Regions from separate parts of the Homo sapiens genome. Here region 2 is linked to region 1. A link is a loop called in an ENCODE intact Hi-C map of the cell type or tissue named here. Cell type or tissue: MCF 10A. All regions are shown on one strand. Links, peaks and the distances in the headings refer to the core of each region. The heading gives the core; the rest is flanking DNA.

Region 1 (4,172 bases), core at 919-3,418:
AAACAAACTTACCTATAGCCTCAATCCCTTCATTAATTGAAACATGATTTTCCCTGAGAACATTCCTTTTTCTTCCATCTCTCTCATACTCTGCATACCATAAACTCTGGATACCATAAGCCCAAAGGTGTTGCCCTCATTATCCTGTGCCATGTTTAACCATTAGTTTTTCTCTCCTACACAATCTTTCTTCCTGTGATGCTTATGACTTCTGGCTATACTCATCTGTAACTCTTCTTGTTGTTGATATCTAGGAAGCTTCTGGCTTCTACACCCCATTCATTGAGGGCTTTGAAACTTCTCCCTCCCCTCCCAACCACTGCTATTGTTTTGGGTGGTATTGTCATCCTTATGGACGACCTATCACTGTAGACTCTTTCAGGTCTCTGAAAGAATCCTTCAGATGATCTCTTGGACAAAAAAAAAAAAAAATCTGTATCACCCATTTCCATGTTACCATGTAATTGTCCAGAGTTGTACTAATGTGGAATTATAAACTTTCTTTTCACAATCTTTGATCACAAACCTTATTCCTCCATATTCTCAGTACATGGCTCGTACTTGAGATTTTTAAAAGTATTCCTGCTTTTTTATCTCATGGAGATTTATAAACCCTTGGCTTTCTTTTTTCTCCAGTCTATCAATTCCTTATGACTTTACTTCCTTTCCTAGCTTGCCTGTCTGTACCCTGGGATCATAAGCATCCTCAGTACCTTACTAGTTCTCCTTTTCTTCTCTTTAATCACTGAACAAATCTCAACCTTGAATTAACCAAACCATCGACCCTGCTCTGTTTCTAATTTGAGAGTGTTAAGCACTATTTTGGAGATCATAAAACCATTACAAATTCAGAGACTCCACTGTCCTCTGTCCCAGTGCCACTTGGCAAATTTTTCACCATTTTGTAATTGGCTTCATATTTTATTCTCCGTATCAGCTTTTCTAAACAATCACCATTCTCAGACCTTCTACCACACTCTCCTGGCTCCCCAGTACGTAGCAAATGATACTGCCTTCTATTTTACTGAGAAAAATCCAAACTATCAGCTAAATATCCTCCTCTGTACATATATTTTAACCCGCCTTTACCTCCTTTCCTTCAGTCTCAAAAGAAGTATAACTTTTTCCTTCAGTACTAATCTATATATTGTAGTTTCCATCCCTTCCTACTTCTTCAGGAACCTCAGTCAATCCTGTATTCTCTCTTTCTTAATATCTGACTATCCCCTTATATGATTCTTTCCCCTCAGCTCGTCTTTTTTTTTTTTCCCCGCGGAGTCTGGCTGCATCCCCCAGGCTGGAGTGCGGCGGCACGATCTCAGCTCACTGCAGCCTCCGCCTCCTAGGCTCAGGTGATTGTCATGCCTCAGCCTCCTAAGTAGCTAGGATTACAGGCGTGGCCACCACACCTGGGTTAAACTTTCCCTTAAGCTGTTTTCACTGATGTTGAGACTTAGAATTTCCAAACATATGTAGTGGGAACAAATTCCTGGATCTTGGAGTTTTCTTAGCATCCAAAGTCATCTTTTTGGAACAGGCTAAGCCTCAAGGAGCCTCTGGGTCATGCCAGATAGGCCAGATATGGCGTTCACCTATAGCCATACTCGGAAATACAGCTTCCCTTTGCTTCTCCTTCCCCACTCAGACAGCCTGTACTCCTGACCCCAACACACACACAATTGTTACTTTGATGAATTCATTCCACATTTGAATGTGAAACCTCCCCCACCTTAGTGGGGAGAAGCAACACCTGGATTTTGATGCTCTAAGAGGAGTCCCTTTTCCTATGAGAAGTTTTTCAGAAGCATCTCAAGGATTCCCAAGAGAAACAACCTCAGAAACAATTATCTTGGGAGTCCTACTTTTGTTGCCATAGAGTCCAGGAATAACAGGCCAGTCAGCAAATAGTAGCAGATTTGTATTCTCCCAAGCCCTAGCAAAGCCAGTCGGCTTTGTGGGAGGCATATGTGTATGCATGTGTTGCTGCTGACCTCTTGTGGCTAATAAAGAAAAAGCCCTCTCTAGGTCCCAGGATGGAGCGTCCAGCCAGGGAAGGGTCATTGGGTCTATTCTGCTTGCCAATATTAGGCGGTATGCAGTGCTACAGAAGCCACTGAATGCCACTAAGCAAGTAAAGAGTCCAAAGACTGGGCAAAGTGGCTCACACCTGTAATTCCAACACTTTGGGAGGCCGAGGCAGGTGGATCAACTGAGGTCAGAAGTTCAAGACCAGCCTGTCCAACATGGCAAAACCCCGTCTCTACAAAAAATACAAAAATTAACTGGGTGTGGTGGTGGGTGCCTGTAGTCCCAGCTACTCTGGAGGCTGAGGCAGGAGAATTGCTTGAACCCAGGAGGCAGAGGTTACAGTGAGCTGAGATCACACCACTGCACTCCAGCCTGGGTGACAGAGCAAGACTCCATCTCAAAAAAAAAAAAAAAAAAAAGTACAAAGGTTTACCTGCCTAGGAATGCAGGGGTACAGCTAGCATTCCCTAGCAATCACTCTGTGTCCTTTCTGTGCGGGGCTGTATAGGTTATGGTGGGATTGGTCCAGATCCACCTTGAAAGCTTGGTGTGGCCTTACTCTATCCTAGGACCTAGGGTTCTAATAAAGTAGGATCAAGTAGAGACTGGGGTCAACATTCTCAGTCAGGTTTCTCCTGCTGTAGGTTAATGTGTGTGGGGGTGGGGCGGGGGGGCAGGGGTCGAGGGATGAAGGTGGCTATCTTGGACCTGGAAGGTGGAGCTGGGACTGTAGAGAAGAGAGGAGCCTACAAAATCTCCTTGGTATTCTTCCAGACAGTTTATGAGACCTGGTTTATCACATGCTACAGTCTGGTCTACACTTCCCTCCCTGTCCTGTGCATGAGTCTGTTTGATCAGGTAAGATCCAGCAGCAAGCCCCTGGTCAGCGTTGAAGCCCCTGGGCCCTTGAGGAATATCCCTAAGAATGAAGAATACAGCAAGAGCTGGGCTCTACAAAATCCAGTGTAAAGGGAATAATTTCCAGAGCGGGGAAAAGAGCTCATCACCTAGATAGGTATCATGAGATAAAGTAAAAAATCCTCCTCAACAGAGAATAATCCTCAGTTTTAGCCAAGTTTTCCTGTATCAATTTTATCTTTGTAGAGAGAAACATGGAAATTGTGCTGTACAGTAAATTGAGTATATATAAAAGTAATTAAAATATATATGGAAAAATAAGGAAAAATTAAATAACATAAGCAGAATATGAATGGAAAAAAATAAAGAAAAGAAAATAGAGTTATTGGGGTAGGACTGGGTAACGTATGGGACTTCAAAAAGGAGAGACTCCTTCAGCGATAATGAGGATGAGATAAGCCAAAGCAGGAGGGCCTGGGAGGGAGTCCTGAAGGCCAGGCATGGGAGTATGGGTGTGATAGTTTATATCATAAGGAGCCAGACTAAGGGATACCGTCTGTCCCTGTCAGAAATTGAGGGTCCTGGGACCCTACCTCTCCCTTGTCTTCTACCCCAACCTCTAGTCCTGGGCACATGGAGTAGAAAATGAGTCTCCAAAAAGGAATAAAGTAGCTGAAATAGGACATCATGGGATCATGGCTCTTGGTCTCCATGGGAAATAGCTCTAAAGGAAATTCTCCAGGAAGTAACTGCTAACCTCAGAACAACAAGAGGGGTGGGTTGTATTACTCAACAGTCCATCCAGCTTCAGTGGCCTAATTCTAGGGATCCATCTCTGAAGCCAGCCCCAAGCTTTGTATCCAAAGTTTCAGAGTTAGGAGATGAAGATGATCCAATGACATCCACTTTGAGTAATTTTTTCACCTTCAGTTCACCAGTAGCTATGGGAGTGGGAGAAACCTCACAGAACATGAATACCTCTAAAAGACTAACTGGTCCCCATTGATGTTGCTTTCTCCCATATTGACTTTTGGCATAAAGAATATTCAACTATGGCCGGGTACGGTGGCTCACACCTGTAACCCCAGCACTTTGGGAGGCCGAGGCAGGTGGATCATTTGAGGTCAGGAGTTTGAGACCAGCTTGGCCAACATGGCGAAACCCCATCTCTACTAAAAATATAAAAATTAGCCAGGTGTGGTGGCACACACCTGTAATCCCAGCTACTCAGGAGGCTGAGACAAGAGAATTGCTTGAACCTGAGAAGTAGAGGTTGCAATAAGCCG
Region 2 (3,647 bases), core at 1,009-3,508, 320 kb before region 1:
AGGAAACAGCCAAAACCACTTCCTATAAACTGTGCTCAGCCACCCGTAACTTTGTAGCTCTTTTCCAACAATATACACACCAAGGTCAAATCCTCTCACAGTGCAAGGTCATCTCTGGCACCCAAAGCCAAAAAGGTCAGGTCATGCAATACAGGAAAACAGAGCTTTAGACCTAAGAAGAATCTGCCCATGACTCTTGAAATCCCACAAAGCCAAGAGAACACCCCAAAAGGGGGTGAGTGGCACCTTTGTTCTAAATTCTTTTTTTTTTTTTGAGATAGAGTCTTGCCCTGTCACCCAGGCTGGAGTGCAATGGCACGATCTCAGCTCACTGCAACCTCCGCCTCCCAGGTTCAAGTGATTCTCCTGCCTCTGCCTCCTGAGTAGCTGGGATTACAGGCACGTGCCACCATGCCTGGCTAACTTTTTTTGTATCTTTAGTCGAGACAGGGTTTCATCATGTTGGCGAGGCTGAGTCTCGAACTCCTGACCTCGTGATCCGCCCACCTCGGCCTCCCAAAGTGCTGGGATTACAGGCGTGAACCATGGCGCCCGGCCTAAATTCTTTAAAGAGGTTCAAGTCATTAGAAGCCTTCTCTCGATTTTTTGGTAATGCAGATGGCAAAGGGTGAAGGAGGTATAGGGTGGAAGAAAAGTAAACAAAAGAACAATTGAATTTTTTTTTTTTTTTTTTTTAATTTGAGACAGAGTCTCACACTGTAGCTCAGGCTGGAGTGCAATGGCTCGATCTCCACTCACTGCAACCTGCGCCTCCTGGTTCAAGCAATTCTCCTGCCTCAGCCTCCCGAGTAGCTGGGATTACAGGCACCCGCCACCATGCCCGGCTAATTTTTTTTGTATTTTCAGTAGAGACAGGGTTTCACTATGTTGGCCAGGCTGGCCTTGAACTCCTGACCTCGTGATCCGCCCGCCTCGGCCTCCCAAAGTGCTAGGATTACAGGTGTGAGCCACCGCGCCCGGCCTAAGAACAGTTTAATTTTTAAGACCAGGAAGCAAACACAGAAACCAAATACATGGTTTTTTGTTTTCTGTTTGTTTTTTCTTTTGCAGCTGTGAGGAATTTTACTCAAATTAGATAGGCCTTGTTACCCATAATTTGGAATTCTCACTTGGATTTGACCAAGTGAAGTAGAGTTGGTCAATGGGAAAAAGACAAACAAAATAAAAAAAAACCCAACAATATGATCACTGAGCACTCTAATGGTAAGCAGAAATTAAGACCAGCTGGTTGTTAACTTTAGCCAAGACAAAAATCCCTATTCAGCTACTTACCTAGGGGTGCGTCTCAGGCTGAAAACGGCTGTCTACCATCCCAGAAGTAGGAAAAAAACCCCTCATCTTCCCTGTTGGAAGTGAGCTCAAACTCCATAAAAGAGTTACCTGCCTTCCCTCGTCATGGAAGCAGGAAAACTTGCCTTCCTTGTTGGAAGCAAGTAAAACTCCAAAATAATAATAATAATAATAATAATAATAATAATAATAGAGGGAGTTGTACAACAAAATGAACTTTAGATCTCGACCAAATTTTGGGAGATCAGGGATTCTCTGGAGGGGGTGCTCCTAGACCTTAGCAAATTGTCCTGTTGGTTTGAGCCATGGAGTTAGCTCATGTTGGTACCAAGCATGGATAGGAGATTTGTCAAAGATCAGAGGTATCTCCACTCACAATCCCTCCGTGGTTACCATCCTTCATTCAGTAAATATTTACGGACTGATTACCATACACTAGGCACTATTCCAGACATTGGAGATACAATGATGAGCATAAAAAACGGTCTAGATAAGAACTGAGGTCTCCAGACATACTTTATGCCCACTCAGTTTTGTCTTTTGCCCTAGTTGCTAAACAAAACTTAACTTTGCTGTGCGGTGCGACTTCGTTAACTTAAAATTACAGGCTGTCAGCTATGACCGCTAGACTCTAAGAAAGTCCAGTGGAAATCCTTCAATGAAAAGAATCTGTTCTTGGGTGGAAGCCCCGCTCATGCAGGAGGAACAGAGGGCTTCCATTCTCGCGTCACACAACTGAGGGTCAACCCCTTGCTCCCTGCAGTAAGCCTGATTAGTGGGCGGAGCTTCCTTCAGGATCGCAAGAAAGAAAGGAGGAAGGGGACCCCGCCTCCTACGTGCTCGCGGGGGGGGGCGGGGTCGGTGGACTGGGCGTGAGTTAATTGGCTGGGGGGCGGGGCACCACGGGTTGGCTCCGCCCAGGCGCTCGCGCGGATCCCGGGTGGAATGACGGGAGGGAGTCCCGGCAGCTCCTACCTCCCAGCGATGGCGTCGCTGTGCCGCGCCCAGTCCCCAGCCTGCCGGCCGGTACTCACCGCTACCCGGAGTTCGCTCAGACGGTGAGATTTGGGGCGGGTCCGAGGCAGCGGCGGGACGCTACCTGCGACCGGGACCATGAGGAGCTGCCAGACCCGTGGGGCCGGTAACGAGAGCAGTCGCGGCACCTGCTGAGAGGAAAGAGGGAGCGGTCCGGCGCGGCTGGGGCGCGGCAGAGGCTTGCCCGATCCTCGGCCATGTCACTGCTCTGCGTGCGCGGTGAGTGCGCGGACTGAGGCGGGGAGGCGGGGTGTCGGCGTAGAGGTCCCCGCACCCTTCCAGTGGACGTCCGGTGACCGTCTCACCCAAACTTTACATCCCGTCCGTGCTTTGGGGGTCTATTATTTTGGCAATCACTTAACAATCACTTGAGTTCTTTCCACTTTCTTGTTTTCCCCCAAGCTCCTGCAAGGGACGATTAGCTCTCCATTCTGGTAGCCATGTGACAATGTTGTTGGACTGCAGGCTCAGATCCTATTAAACAGTGACTGGGGTTCTCTAGTGAGAGTGGACGAGTTAGAAGACCGCGGATGGTTGGTGCCTGTGAATGGTGGGCAGCCTCTCATTCTTTTCCTCCTCCTCGCACCGTAACGCTACAGTATGCTTAGTAGCAGGTTCTTTTTATCACACTTTGAATGCGTTAGTGGTACAGCTGTCACATCCCTTCTATTGCTTGTCTTGTCCCCTGCCACTTCCCTGAACACTAACCGGTAGTATAGGCTAAGATTATTCTTCTGTTCCACTTGGGAGGATGTGGTGACTGCTTTTGAGGATAAGAGGTATGATTTATTTTTATTTTTATTTTAGCTTGCCTCACAGTAACTCAAGGTGAAGGGCCATTATTGCTTTTCCCCTGAGGACACTTGACCCATCTAAGAAGATATCTTAAAGCAAGAGCTTTGGGGTTTAAGATGAGGCATGGTACGCGAACTAAGTTCTATGTGGGTAGAGACTGTTTCTTATTAGTTTTTGTATTCCTGGTGTCTGACGTAGTAGAAGCTTAATGCTGGTTTTGAATGAATGCAAGTACTGTGACTTCAGAGAGATTATCTGATCAGGAAAACACAGGGTTTGGATTAGCCATTGAATTTGATCTCGGGAAATTCAGGTTACAGCCTATCATATCTGATGTGTCTTGATTATGAATGAGAGAGCATTTATCAACTAGAGCCTTTACCTGATATCTTTTACTGGAGAGTTCATATTTCTTTTGGCTCTACAGATTAGAAGCATTGTTGTTGTTTGTGATTTCTCCAATAACGATGTTTCCCCCAGCTACTGGCAGATGAAACTGCTTTGCT

Evidence for each region. A loop is a pair of places that touch in the nucleus more often than their neighbours do. Peaks named below come from ENCODE experiments on the same cell type or tissue, not always from the same donor. Only the 100,000 strongest peaks of a DNase experiment are listed, where the experiment ranks them.
Region 2: it touches region 1 in a loop (4-fold over the local background); 3 of 110 quality-filtered maps call a loop at or near these places.

What each region holds. Positions count from the first base shown.
Region 1 is chr9:35,475,440-35,479,611 of GRCh38, forward strand. It overlaps the pseudogene ATP8B5P. Among named protein-coding and RNA genes, the nearest start is that of RUSC2, 13 kb to the right of the region's middle. In MCF 10A, for the core only: a CTCF peak has its summit at 1,995 (motif pointing left); a DNase peak (open chromatin) is centred at 1,982.
Region 2 is chr9:35,159,741-35,163,387 of GRCh38, forward strand. It overlaps UNC13B (unc-13 homolog B), which reads left to right and starts at 2,269. Exons shown (of 40, transcript NM_001371189.2): 1 at 2,269-2,565. The coding sequence starts at 2,544. RefSeq lists a silencer at 2,135-2,264. In MCF 10A, for the core only: no CTCF peak of the experiment used is centred there; a DNase peak (open chromatin) is centred at 2,181.